Linked DNA regions of Homo sapiens: region 1 is linked to region 2. A link is a contact called in ENCODE POLR2A ChIA-PET data. All regions are on one chromosome and are shown on one strand. The core of a region is the stretch at or near the end of the contact, and the rest is flanking DNA. Distances in the headings are between cores, read along the strand shown. Region 1 holds the start of SP8 (Sp8 transcription factor). Region 2 holds the start of GNA12 (G protein subunit alpha 12).

Region 1 (6,603 bases), core at 823-3,322, about 18 Mb before region 2:
ACCCTCCTTCCCCCACCCCTTCCTCCTTCTGGGCTGGCCTGTCACGCCTTCTCAACACGCTAAAATCATTCAGAGCGGCTTGCAGGGAGAAACACGACATTTATGGTAAGCGTCAGCCCTCAGAGAAAGAAAGCAGTTCATTAATTTACTTCACACTTACTTCAAAGTATGAGAGTATACCTTACCCCCTTAATCAATAGATATGATGTACAGTCAATATCCCCACAGCGTTTAAAAAAGGGTCAGAAATGTACACTCTCACACCACAAACATCAGTTTCAACTCTGCTCAATGAAATTTACACGATACAACTTGACTTCGAAATTTTGTAAACCCTAGGAAGATTTTTTGACATCCCTAGAAGCTGTGAAATCCTTGAGGGGGGTTCAAACACAACAGTAAAATAAAAATGTTTTCCCAGTCAAAACAAAACAGTTCGCCCAGCTAGTCACATTTTAGTTAATTCCATTTTAAAATTAGACTTCTGAGAGCACTTGTAACTGGTTAAAAATATGAACTGTTTTTATAACTTATGAATATTCAATAGGGCTACAAAGACTGGACTTTTTGCTACACTGGTGTTGTGCTTTCTGCGGTTTAAGTTCCCTTGTGGTGGCAGTGAAATTGTAATGGCATTTCTGAAGGCAACTAATAACACAAATGGCAAGCAAATGACTAAACCCCACCGAATTTGAACTAAGTGTATCTATTAACATGCACACACACTCATAGACAGATCTCTGGCCCAATCGCCATTAGACACTGACGCCTGGATAAATGTCCAAGATTTGTCAAAAGCTCCTCTCTATTCTTAGATAAATAGAACCCATATATTTCGATCAAAGTCCTGATTCTTTTCTCAGAAAGAGGCAGTGAGGTTTTCTGTGAAAATTTCTAAATTCCGTAAAACGCTCTTCAATTTCTTACCCAAAGAAAAAACGACCCTCGCTTACTCTCTTCTCTATCTAATCCTTTTGTATTGAAATTTACTCAACACCACGGGACACACACACCTCCTCCCCTAGAGTGAGACGTGCACTTCTAAAGCAGAATTCCACCTCAGGGAAAAAAAAAAAAAAAAAAAAAAAAAAAGCCACGGCATCAAAGAAACAACTCATGGGCGCGCAGGCGCGCATCCACGTCCCAACGCATCCCTAAAAATAACCCTTAGCCTCTCAACCTTTCTACTATTTCGTTGGAGAGCCGGGAAAGAAAAGGTGGGTTTAAAGATCTTCTTCAAAAATGTAGTGACGCTGTTTACCAAGTTAAGAAAAAAAAATCACTCAAGATTTTAGGTACAAGGAGCCAAAGGAAGTTGGCGACAGGGGCAGCGTTTGTGAATATTTATTCACTCAGCCTCCATCAACTTAGTCGGTTTCTCTCTTCAGCTCGACAGTCTCTCTCTTACAAACACACACTTTATTGCATTGTTCCCATTCCCCACTACCAGCTTTGGTGCGCGCACACAACACAAGCGCCCACACACACCCTTCCCTCTTCTCTGTCGCACAAATACACATGTTCACAGCCCTCCTTCTCCCCCAACACCAAACACACTCACCCCCCACCCAGTTGAGTCCCTCTTCCCTCCCTAGGTTTGTCAGTTACACTACCGTACACTCACACCCTTCCCAACACTTAACTGCTCTGTCCCTCTACCCCGCTTTGTCGCACACGCAGTTATCTTATCACACAACCCTCCCTTTTCTGCACTCTCTCCACTCCCCGCCTTTACCACACTGTCACTGTTACGGTGTCACACCCCCATCCCCCCTCCCTCCAGTCTCCGCACTGTCCTCTCCTACGCCTGGTCACACTCGCACACAGTTACATTGTTACACACACACTCATACACGCGAGCGCGCGCTTTGCGCTTTGTAACACACGCAGCCGCCCCCGCCCCCTCCGCTCCCACTCCCCCTTCCACCACGGCGGCAGGCGGCGGCGCCGATGACCTCACGGCGCGCGCGCCGCGCGGCCCGGCGAGGCCGCAGATTGGCTGGCCGCGCCTCCGCGGCACTTCAAAGCCGGAGAGGGAGCTACAATTGTGGTGGAATGGGCGGAACTGATCATTGTATTGCACACCTCTAAAAAAAACACTGCCTCTGATTTATCAATATAAAAAAGATCCTCTGAGAGGAGGAGGGCACTTTTGTGTGATGGCAACTTCACTTCTAGGGGTGAGTCTCAGGATTTTCTCTTGCTGGTTTAATTAGTTTCCTTTTATTGCCGATTGGAGGGGGTTAAAGTCGCCCCGGCCAGGCCACGGGCTATCAGTCTCTCTATTGAGAGCTTTTTTTTTTTTTCTTTAAATACAAGTGAGTTTGGAGAAAAGAAAAAGGGGGAGAAGGGGGCAGAGTCACTTTTTTTCAGCGCAGGAAAAGGTTCGAAGGGCATTTAGACAAGCCACCGCGCAGCGCCTCGCTGCTCCCTGCCCGGGAGACCTGCGTCCAGCCCATTTTACAGGCACCGATTTCGGGGGTAAAGAGAGCAAGTTTTTCCTTCTGGGCAAAGTGCAGATTCTTCCCCTAACCCTTAAAAAAAAATTCTGCAGCCCGCCTTGTCTCGCAGGTACGTTGAACTCGTCTCGTTTTTACTACTGTAGATATGCTTTTAAAAAAAGAAAGAAAGAAAAGCAGGAAGAAAGAGTGAGCCCTACAGTTTGATTTCTTTTGGCCTGGGAGAAACAACCCAGGATGGGTTTCTGGGGACCCGAACAGGTTTTTCAAAGCTCTCCGGATTACAGGGAAGCGCTCTTAAAAGCAATCCAATGGTTTTCCCCCAGGCTTCTCGGCAAAGAAAACTTCCTTCCTCTCCAATCTGGACTTTTTGCTTGTTTGTTACGAAGTGTCTGGGGCTTTGTGTGCAAGAGAGTGTTGTTTTAGGTGAGAATACTTGTCAAACTCTTCTTTAGCGTGGTGCTTGCTCCCGAATCAGACGCCGGCAGCCAAACTTGTCCCCTCCTGTAGAGTAGGAAGCGGCCGGGCGCCGGGGCTGTTGGGGGTGCCAGGTGAGTTGGTGGCGGCGCGCCGCAGCGAGAGATGGGGTGCAGTGGGGCGCTTTGGAGGCTACCGAAGGACTGATGCACATTTCTTCCTTTCCTCCCCCACCGGCCCTTTGCCCACCTCCCCTCCCCCACTCCTTCTCCTCTCCTCCTCGCAGGAAGAACCGAGGTTGGGATCGACTCCTCTGGCCATGCTTGCCGCTACCTGTAATAAGATAGGCAGCCCCAGCCCGTCTCCCTCCTCCCTCTCGGACAGCTCTTCTTCCTTCGGCAAAGGCTTCCACCCCTGGAAACGCTCCTCGTCCTCTTCTTCCGCCAGCTGCAACGTAGTGGGTTCCAGTCTCTCAAGCTTCGGCGTGTCCGGGGCCTCCAGGAACGGCGGCTCGTCCTCGGCGGCTGCGGCGGCCGCGGCAGCAGCCGCGGCTGCCGCGGCCCTGGTGTCCGACTCGTTCAGCTGCGGCGGCTCGCCTGGCTCCAGCGCCTTCTCCCTCACCTCCAGCAGCGCCGCAGCCGCCGCCGCCGCCGCCGCAGCCGCCGCCTCCAGCTCGCCCTTCGCCAACGACTACTCTGTTTTCCAGGCCCCCGGAGTTTCCGGGGGCAGCGGCGGCGGCGGCGGGGGCGGCGGCGGCGGCTCCTCCGCGCACTCGCAGGACGGCTCCCACCAGCCGGTGTTCATCTCCAAGGTGCACACCTCTGTGGACGGGCTGCAGGGCATCTACCCGCGGGTGGGCATGGCGCACCCGTACGAGTCGTGGTTTAAGCCCTCGCACCCGGGCCTGGGTGCTGCGGGCGAGGTGGGCTCGGCCGGCGCCTCCAGCTGGTGGGACGTGGGGGCCGGCTGGATCGACGTGCAGAACCCGAACAGCGCGGCTGCGCTGCCCGGCTCGCTGCACCCTGCCGCCGGGGGGCTCCAAACCTCGCTGCACTCGCCGCTCGGAGGCTACAACTCGGATTACTCGGGCCTGAGTCACTCGGCCTTCAGCAGCGGCGCCTCCTCGCACCTGCTCAGCCCCGCCGGGCAGCACCTCATGGACGGCTTCAAGCCAGTGCTACCCGGCTCCTACCCGGACTCGGCCCCGTCGCCGCTGGCCGGCGCGGGGGGCTCCATGTTGAGCGCTGGGCCTTCGGCGCCGCTGGGGGGCTCCCCGCGCTCCTCAGCTCGCCGCTACTCCGGCCGCGCCACCTGCGACTGCCCCAACTGCCAGGAGGCAGAGCGGCTGGGCCCTGCCGGGGCGAGCTTGCGGCGCAAGGGCCTGCACAGCTGCCACATCCCGGGCTGCGGCAAGGTGTACGGCAAGACTTCGCACCTCAAGGCGCACCTGCGCTGGCACACGGGCGAGCGGCCCTTCGTGTGCAACTGGCTTTTCTGCGGCAAGCGCTTCACGCGCTCCGACGAGCTGCAGCGGCACCTGCGGACCCACACCGGCGAGAAGCGCTTCGCCTGTCCAGTTTGCAACAAGCGCTTCATGCGCAGCGACCACCTCAGCAAGCACGTGAAGACGCACAGTGGCGGCGGCGGCGGCGGCGGCTCGGCGGGCTCGGGCAGCGGCGGCAAGAAGGGCAGCGACACCGACAGCGAGCACAGCGCCGCGGGCAGCCCGCCCTGCCACTCCCCAGAGCTGCTGCAGCCCCCCGAGCCCGGGCACCGCAACGGCCTAGAGTGACGCCCACCCTGCGCCCGCCCCTCTCCCCGACCTCCTCCCACCAAGTCCTCTTGGGCCCTGTCTGTCCGGACTTCAACTCCAGCCTTTCCCTATTGCATCCGACTCGCTCTCTGTCTCTTTCTGTTTCTGCCCCTCTTCCTTCTTCCTTCTGTGACTTAACTTTGTAAAGGGGATATGGACAAGTAAGTAACACGCATCGCTGTCCCGGGCCCTGGCTTTCCCTTTCCACGGGTAACGCTGCCTGAACCCGTTGCAGCCGGAACCCGCGCCTCGTCGGGCCTTTATTTCTCGTTCTCTCTTCCTTGTCCTCCCCTCCTCCACCCCCCAGGTTGTGAAGGGCGTAACTTTTAGAGGGAACGGCCACTGGAGGTAGAGCTGGACTAATCCAGTGCCTGGTAGACAGCGGGCCTCGCGCGGGCAGGAGCGGCTCGGCTGACAAGCCTGAGCGGAGCGGTGGAGAGGGAGAGGCTGGAGGCCTGGGCAGAACAGCGCCGCCCGGGCAGACGGCTGCTTGGTTCCAGAGCCGCTGTACTGAGCACCTCGGCTTCGGAGCACCCTGCCAGGCCCCTGGGCATCGCCGGACGTCCTACTCAGGCTGTCGGGGCTTGGTGGGGGTGACTTTTGGCAGCCCGAGACCCAGAGTTTGTAGAGTTTAGATCTCCCAATGTCAGTCTGCCTCTTTTTCTTTGTTCCCTGAGGTGGAACCGATGCAAGTTTCAGCAAAGGGCAGTCTTGTCGAATCGCTGCAGCAGCTTTCTTTCATCTTTATAGCATATATTTTATTTTTAAAAAAACTAGGGGGAAAATAGCAACCTTCCATTTGGTTTCCCTTCTATAATAGTTTTTTCCTCTAACGGGGAGCAATCTTTCTCTCGAAACTGCTAATATTGATCCCAAAGTTACTTTGACTGCATTAACTTAACTTACGGGGTGGGGGCGGGGGTGAGGGTAGGTGCTTTTTTCTTATGCAAAAATACTCCTTTCCGGTGAGACCAGATTAACTATCTCCATGTTTGTCCTTTTCTACCTCGTTTTTTCACCACTCCCAAACATAACCTCCCAATCTTTTTTGTTAGTCCGGCCGTCAATTGTATAGTACCAATTTCGTAAATTCTCTCAATTCATGAAGATCGTAGGGTTAAACTTTTTTGTGTGTGATTTAAACTTACAAACAAGTGAAGAAGCTATCGTTTATTTCAGACGAGGCTGTAGTTTAAATACCAAAAGAGGGAAAATAAAAAAGAACCTTTGTAAAATATATCTGAACCTAATGGTTTGTACAACTGGAGAATCGTTCTAGATTAGTTACCAATTAAATATAACTCCGCCAGTGTAAGGGTGTGAGGTGCAGTTGTCCAGGAGACGATTTTGTATAGTATTTTTCTTGTACATTACTTCCAGTAAATATTTGAAAATATATTGAAGTAAACTTGATTTTTTTTTTTTGTCACAAGAAAATATTAAGAGTTATTGTTGCAGTTCTGATGAGCTGCAGGTTTTTTGAACTCACTTCTGGAGGTGCAGAGCCACAAACGCACTTTCGGGGCCTAGTTTTGCTCGAATATGAATTTAGATAGGTATCAAGCTGTAACTAAGACAATATTTGATAAATGTTGGATGACATTTAATTTAATGGAGCATGTACTTATTTGCATTTGCTGGCAGTTCAGGCATAGTTAAAGTGAGAGTTCTCCTATATTTCATAATAAGTGGTCTGCCAAAACCCATGTATTAAATAAATTGTCCAAGTGAAACTCGACTAACTTTGGCCTTTGTGTATTTCCTGAAGGTAATATTGTTAACTGTTAATAAATACTTCTGACACTACATTTAAATGTTTGCAGATTCTGCAAACTAATTGCTCATTGTAATGTTGAAATAATTTGGATATTTCACATTGAAATGAAAAGCCTTTCTCTGGAGCATTTTAGATTT
Region 2 (7,213 bases), core at 3,906-6,405:
AGTGAAAGGGGTCTCCCCTTATAAAACCATCAGATCTCGTGAGACTTATTCACTACCACAAGAACAGTCTGGGGGAATCATGGGGGAAATCACCCCATGATTCAATTATCTCTCATGGGTCCCTCCCACAACATGAGGGAATTATGGGAGCTACAATTAAAGATGAGATTTGGGTGGGGACACAGCCAAACCATATCACCCACATTCTCCCCAGGCCAGAAAGGCCCTACTAGGACCTCAAAAGGAGACTGCATGCATGGGACCTAAGGGGATCCTGTTCCTATTGGGAATCCCAGCGTCTTGGGCCCTATACCAGGCCTCTGAGTTCCTGATCCCCTCACTGCTGGCCCACTGGAGAGTGAGAGTCCCTGTGGCTGCTTCCTTTCCTAGAGATTTCAGGTGAGCTTACCGTGTCACATGAAGGTTTCAGGCCCTGCTGTCGGACTCCCCCTTCCTGGCTTCTCCTTAGCTCCAGAGGTGGAACTGAATACAAGTTGGGAGGAACATTCAGTCTATTCCTCCTACTCTCTACCAATTTTTTTTAACAGCTGGTAGACCAAGAAAGCATGTCTGTGGGCCATCTATTTACACATTTTAGTCTTGCATATTCTTTTTAGGAATAATATGTTATTTTGTTTGTTTTTTGAGACAGTCTCGCTCTGTTGCCCAGGCTGGAGTGCAGTGGTGCGATATCAGTTCACTGTAACCCCTGCCTCCTGGATTCAAGCGATTCTCCTGCCTCAGTCTCCCAAGTAGCACGTGCCTCCACACCCAGCTAATTTTTGTATTTTTAGTAGAGAGAAGGTTTCACCATGTTGACCTGGCTGGTCTCAAACTCCAGATCTCAGATGATCTGCCCACCTCGGCCTCCCAAAGTGCTAGGATTACAGGCGTGAGCCACCATGCCTGGCCAGGAATAATATGTTATTGTACTTATATGGATGTACCTTAATTTATTTGACCAGACCACCTCCCAGGTTTTAATTTTTAATATCATACCATACAAGGTATTGTCTTTATAGATTCTTCCCCAGCCTGCCACTATTATTCTAAATTTGCAATACCCGATTCCCAAAGCTCCACGATGATAATAATAACAATATGACCATTTACTGAGGGCCTGTTATGTGCTAAGGTCCAGTTCTAGGACCTTATCTGTATTAACTTATTTAAGGTGTAGTACAGCTTTATTTTCATCCTGATTTTACAGACAAGGAAACTACGTCTCAGAGATACTGTATGACTTGTTGAAGGTCACACAGCTGGTAGGTGATGGAGCCAAACTTCAAAGTTCTCATGTTTTTCTCCATCCTATTATACACAGAGAATGCTGTGTGTCAGACTTCCAGTTCGGGGTTTGCAGTGTACTAACCATACTTCCCTTGCCAGGAGAGCTTAGCCACCTGGATTCAGATACTGGTAAGGCAGTCACCTTTCCCCAGCAGTGTAGAGAGGGCAAATGAGATAATGCACCTGTAAGTACTTCAAAACTTTTAGCATGCCGTACAAACAGAAGGGATAATTAAGAGATTATTGTGGACTATGCAGATAACCTTGTTTATTTAAAGCACCTTAGCCCATTGACACGTGTGGAGATGTCCAGAGACCTGGTCAAATCCTCAAATCGAATATTGCCGACAGCAGAAGAATTTCTCCCATAAAATGCCATAATGTGTCATTTAAAAATGTAAGTAACTCTTGGCCAGGCCCGGTGGCTCACACCTGTAATCCCAGCACTTTGGGAGGGCGAGGCAGGTGGATCACTTGAGGTCAGGAGTTTGAGACCAGCCTGGCCAATGTGATAAAACCCCACCTCTTTTAAAATACAAAAATTGGCCAAGCATGGTGGTGTGTGCGTGTAATCCCAGCTACTCAGGAAGCTGAGGCAGGAGAATAGCTTGGACCTGGGAGGCAGAAGTTGTAGTGAGCCGAGATTGCACCACTGCACTCCAACCTGGGCAACAGAGCTGCATCACAAAAAAAAAAAAAAAAAAAAAAAAAAAGAAAAGTAAATAACTCTTTAAAATGTTTAATGATTACATAAACACAAGGCATAAAGCTATAAAGATTTAAAAAAAATAGAGACAGAGTCTTGTTCTGTTGTTCAGGCTGGTGTGCAGTGGTACAATCATAGCTCACTGCAGCCTCAAACTCCTGGACTCAAGCAACCCTCCCACCTCAGCCTCCCACCATACCTGGCTTATTTATAAGGATTTAAAGTTAGTTGTGAGTGCTGTCTGGAGCACTTGCTGAAACTGTTTTGTGAATCAGTTTTTCTTAATTTCTTAAAACTGAATGAGGAATAAACCCTGTGTGAACTGGATGAGCCAAAAACCTGTTCTGAATTCTAGTCCACTCTTTAGTGATTCAAAATTCCCTATTTCTGTCTCAGAAACATTGCTTTCTTTGGATTCTCCAATTTCTCCTCCCTTCTATTTCAATACTAGTGTTTGGCCTTTTTTTTTTTTTTCTTTTTTTTTTTTCTTTTTGAGACAGAGTCCTGCTCTGTTGCCCAGGCTGGAGTGCAGTGGTGTGATCGCAGCTCACTGCCACTTCAGCCTCCTGGGATCAAGCAATTCTCATGCCTCAGCCTCCTAAGTAACTGGAATTACAGGCGTTCACCACCATGCCTGGCTCATTTTGGTATTTCTAATAGAGATGGAGGTTTCACCATGTTGGCCAGGCTGGTCTCAAACTCCTGGCCTCAAGTGATCTGCCCACCTCAGCCTCACAAAGTGCTGGGATTACAGCCTCACAAAGTGCTGGGATTACATGGTGTGAGCTACCATGCCAGACCTAGTATTTGGCCTTCCCGTTTTTGTTTTTTTTTTTTTGTTTTTTTGAGGCAGAGTTTTGCTCTTGTTGCCCAGGCTGGAGTGCAATGGTGCGATCTCGGCTCACTGCAACCTCCGCCTCCCGGGTTCAATCAATTCTCCTATCTCAGCCTCCCCAGTAGCTGGGATTACAGGCGCCCGCCACCACACCCAACCAAGTTTTGTATTTTTTAGTAGCGACAGGGTTTCGCCATGTTGGCCAGGCTGGTCCTGAACTCCTGACCTTAGATAATCTGCCTGCCTTGGCCTCCCAAAGTGCTGGGATTACAGGCATGAGCCACCGTGCCCAGCCATATTTGGCCTCCTATGGGAGGTCATTTCCACAAACAAGCAAGACTTTCTAATCATTTTCCAAGGATTACAAAATCTTGACTCATAAGTGATACAAATTCATGGCATGATTTGTAGTATTTGTAGCAAGTGACAAATAATACATATTATGTGCATTCAAGGTTGTCAGGGAGTTGGTTTTTGTTTTGTTTTGTTTCTGAAACAGGGTCTTGCTCCGTTGTCCAGGCTGGAGTACAGTGGCACGATCATAGGTCACTGCACCCTTGACCTCCTGGGCTCAAGTGATCCTCCCACCTCAGCATCTCAAACTGCTGGGACTGTAGTTGTGAGTCACCGTGCCCAGCCTTCTGGGGAGTTTAGATCTGTGACTAAGCAAAAAGAACAAATCTGGAGGCATCACTTTACCTGACTTCAAACTATACTATAAGGCTATCGTCACAAAAACAGCATGGTACTAATATAAAAATAGGCACAGAGACCAATGGAACATAATAGAGAACCCAGAAATGAAGCCAAATACTTACAGCCAACTGATCTTCAACAAAGCAAATGAAAACAAAGTGGGGAAAGGACAGCCTATTCAGCAAATGGTGCTGAGATAATTGGCAAGCCACATGTAGAAGAATAAAACTGGATCCTCGTCTCTCACGTTATACAAAAATCAACTCAGGATAGATCAAAGACTTAAATCTACAACCTGAAACCATAAACATTCTAGAAGATAACATCGGAAACATCCTTCTAGACGTTGGCTTAGGCAAAGACTTTGTGACCAAGAACCCAAAAGCAAATGCAACAAAAACAAAGATAAATAGATGGGACTTAATTAAACTAAAAAGCTTCGGCACTGCAAAAGAAATAATCAGCAGAGTTAACAGACACCGCACAGAGATTGGACTTTGGGGACTCAGGGTAAAAGGTGGGGGGTGGCGAGAGATAAAAGACTACACACTGGGCCAGGCGCGGCGGCTCACGCCTTTAATCTTAAGGGATACCTGAGCTCCTTCTAGGAGGTTCTGATTCAGTAGATCTGGGAGAGTCAAGAATCTGTAATCAGCTGATCTCTATCAAGAGCTGATTTTGGGCTAGCTCACGTGCTAAGTGTTTGGTAAGTTCATGTTCTCAGTTTATATCTTCATGACGATTTGAGCAATGTCAAGCCATAACCAATGTCGTCAATGACACCCCCGTTTTACAGATGAGGAAACGGAAGCTAAGAACATCCAAAAGGGTTTGTTGGGGGGGGTGGGGAAAGCTGCTAAAAAAAGTTATGCAACTAGTACACCTAGTAACTGGTCGACTGGAGATTCCAACTCAGGCCCAGCAACTCCAGACCCCACTCTCTCAATCACTGTGAGACATAAGACTTTTGGGGGAGCTTCTGGTGATTTTAGTGATTAGTCAGCTTTTCGCAAAGCCTCCTAGAAGCCCATGCCACTCTCAAAGGGTGCATGTGTTTGAAATTTATGGCCCATCCCCCTCCAGTGTTTCTGGAAGGAAAATAGTGTAGAAACAAGATCATCGGAGGGAATACGACGAGCAGCTGAACCTCTTATCAGCATTTCCCAGCCTTTGGGCTACTCCGCGAGGTCCTGGTCTCACAGGCGGACCCAATCTGGGAACCAAGGGAGAATCTTTCTGTACACCTGGCACTTCTCGTCACGCCCCGTCCCCCGAACACCCAATCCAAAGCCCGTTGGGCACGTCTGATGTCCACTCAGAGCAATTATAATTGGCCATGGCGGACGATCGCTCCGCCTCCCGGGCGACCCCGCCTCCCTTTCATTCTGAAAGAAAGAACCTCAGCCTGGGCGTCCAATGAGAAGCGCCTTCACCTCAAAGATCCCGCCTCTTTCGGCGTCGACCCCGCCCCGAGGCCGGAAGGGATGCCCGCCTCCCTTGGCGAGATGAGCCAATCGAAGGGCTCTCACGGCCAGATGGACGGCAGCCGGCCCAATCCGCCGGGCCTCACGCGGCGCCGCCCGCCCCTCCGCCGGGCCCGAGTGGCGGCCGGGCGACGAGTGCGGGCCTCGGAGCGACTGCAGCGGCGGCGGCGGACGCGGCCTGAGGCGAGCGGCGGGGCGTGGGGCGGTGCCTCGGCCCGGGCTCGCCCTCGCCGGCGGGAGCGTCCATGGCCCCCGGGCGCCGGCGGGGCGCGGCCGCGGCCTGAGGGGCCATGTCCGGGGTGGTGCGGACCCTCAGCCGCTGCCTGCTGCCGGCCGAGGCCGGCGGGGCCCGCGAGCGCAGGGCGGGCAGCGGCGCGCGCGACGCGGAGCGCGAGGCCCGGAGGCGTAGCCGCGACATCGACGCGCTGCTGGCCCGCGAGCGGCGCGCGGTCCGGCGCCTGGTGAAGATCCTGCTGCTGGGCGCGGGCGAGAGCGGCAAGTCCACGTTCCTCAAGCAGATGCGCATCATCCACGGCCGCGAGTTCGACCAGAAGGCGCTGCTGGAGTTCCGCGACACCATCTTCGACAACATCCTCAAGGTGACGCGCGCCCCCCGCCCAGCACCTGCACCCAGGTGGGCCGGGGCGCTAACCCCCGCCCCGGGCCCCTCCGTGGTCCGCCGCCGCGGGCGGGGACCCCTGGGGCGAGGATGCTGGATCCAGCCCCGCCTGCACCCCACTCCCCCCCGACCCATTCCCCGAGGCCTGCTGGCGTCGTCTCTGCCCCACCCCGTCTCGCCCTTTTTGAGATGGGGTCTCGCTGTGTTTCCCAGGCTTGAGTGCAGTGGCGCCCTCACAGCTCACTGCAGCCTCGACCTCCCAGGCTCAAGCCCTACTCCCTCCTTAGCCTCCCGAAGTAGTGGGATTACAGGCGCGCACCACCAGCCCAGCTAATTTTTAAGTTTTTTTTTGTAGAGATGGGGTCTTGCTGTGTTGCCCAGGCTGGTCTCAGTCTCCTGGCCTCAAGTGATCCTCCTGCCTTGGTCTCCCTCAAGTGCTGGGATTATAGGCATGAGTCATGGCGCCCGGTCTGCCTCTGCCCTCTCTAGGGTGCCTGGGGACCGTGGGAGTGGGAACTCGGGCCAGCTTCTGGGGATGGGGAGTGGGGGCTTGGCACTTAGCCCCCTCCTGGATGTGCCCTAGCAGAATGGTATCTGTCCATTTCCCACTGGAAGATTTGTGGGATAGGAGCCCAACCGGCCGTGCCCTCCGGCTGAGCTTAGAAGAAGAGCAGTGGAGACTGGACGGGAACCAGCCATGAGTCTCTTTTTACTTTTCTGTTTTTTTAGAAAGGCTCTCACTCTCTTGCCCAGGCTGGTCTCAAGCCATCCTCCCACCTGGGCCTCCCAAAGTGCTGAGATTACAGGTGTGAGCCACACTTTCTAATACGAAAACTTCAAATGTATACAAAAGTAGAGAAAATAGTAGATTGACTGTAAAGTACCTACAGCCCAACTAAAGCAGTCATCAATTCTGTGCCAATCCTATTCACCTGTGCCCTCCCCATGGTCTCCAAGCAAATCCAACTTTGTGTAGTTGGATTAGGAAACGTTTTAGGATGTATATGAGTGGCTAAAAGATGAGGCCTCCATGTAAAAACACAACCGCAGTACCATTAGCAAACCTAAACATTAGTAATAGCTCATTATCACCAGATATCCAGTGTTCAGAATTCCTCCATTGTGGCATAATTGTTTTGTGTGACTCGACATGCATTGCAATGAATCTCCAGATTCTCCTGTCTCTTGCTTCCTTTTTTCTCTTCGCCATATTTGTGAAAGAAGCTGTAGAAGTCGGCCAGGTGTGATGGCTCGTGCCTGTAATCCCTGCACTTTGGGAAGCTGAGGCAGGAGGATCACTTGAGGCCAGAAGTTTGAGACCAACCTGGGCAACACAGCAAGACCTCAGTGCCACAAAAATGAACACATTAGTTGGGCATGGTGGAATGCACCTGTAGTCCCAGTTGCTTGAGCGGCTGAGGTAGGAGAATTGGTTGAGCCTGGGAGGTTGAGGCTGCAGTGAGCCATGTTTGGGCCACTGCACTCCAGCCTGAGTGGCAGTGAAAAAAAATAAAAGAACCATAGAGTTGATAAAGTCGGGGTTCCAGTCTCTCAGTACCGTGAGCCTGTGTTAAAGGGCCTCA

The links. ChIA-PET counts read pairs that join two places held with the same protein, here RNA polymerase II (POLR2A).
Region 1: POLR2A ChIA-PET joins it to region 2 with 14 read pairs in endothelial cell of umbilical vein. The contact joins the promoter of SP8 here to the promoter of GNA12 in region 2. POLR2A ChIA-PET finds 5 or more read pairs at or near these places in 2 of 52 experiments (BJ and endothelial cell of umbilical vein).

The regions. Positions count from the first base shown.
Region 1 is chr7:20,782,355-20,788,957 of GRCh38, reverse strand. It overlaps SP8 (Sp8 transcription factor), which reads left to right and starts at 2,072. Exons shown (of 2, transcript NM_182700.6): 1 at 2,072-2,180; 2 at 3,163-6,603. The coding sequence starts at 2,160. The coding sequence ends at 4,668. RefSeq lists an enhancer at 5,034-5,694.
Region 2 is chr7:2,842,250-2,849,462 of GRCh38, reverse strand. It overlaps GNA12 (G protein subunit alpha 12), which reads left to right and starts at 5,155. Exons shown (of 4, transcript NM_007353.3): 1 at 5,155-5,610. The coding sequence starts at 5,302. RefSeq lists enhancers at 4,662-4,791, 4,774-5,068, 5,031-5,848 and silencers at 4,962-5,291, 5,632-5,681.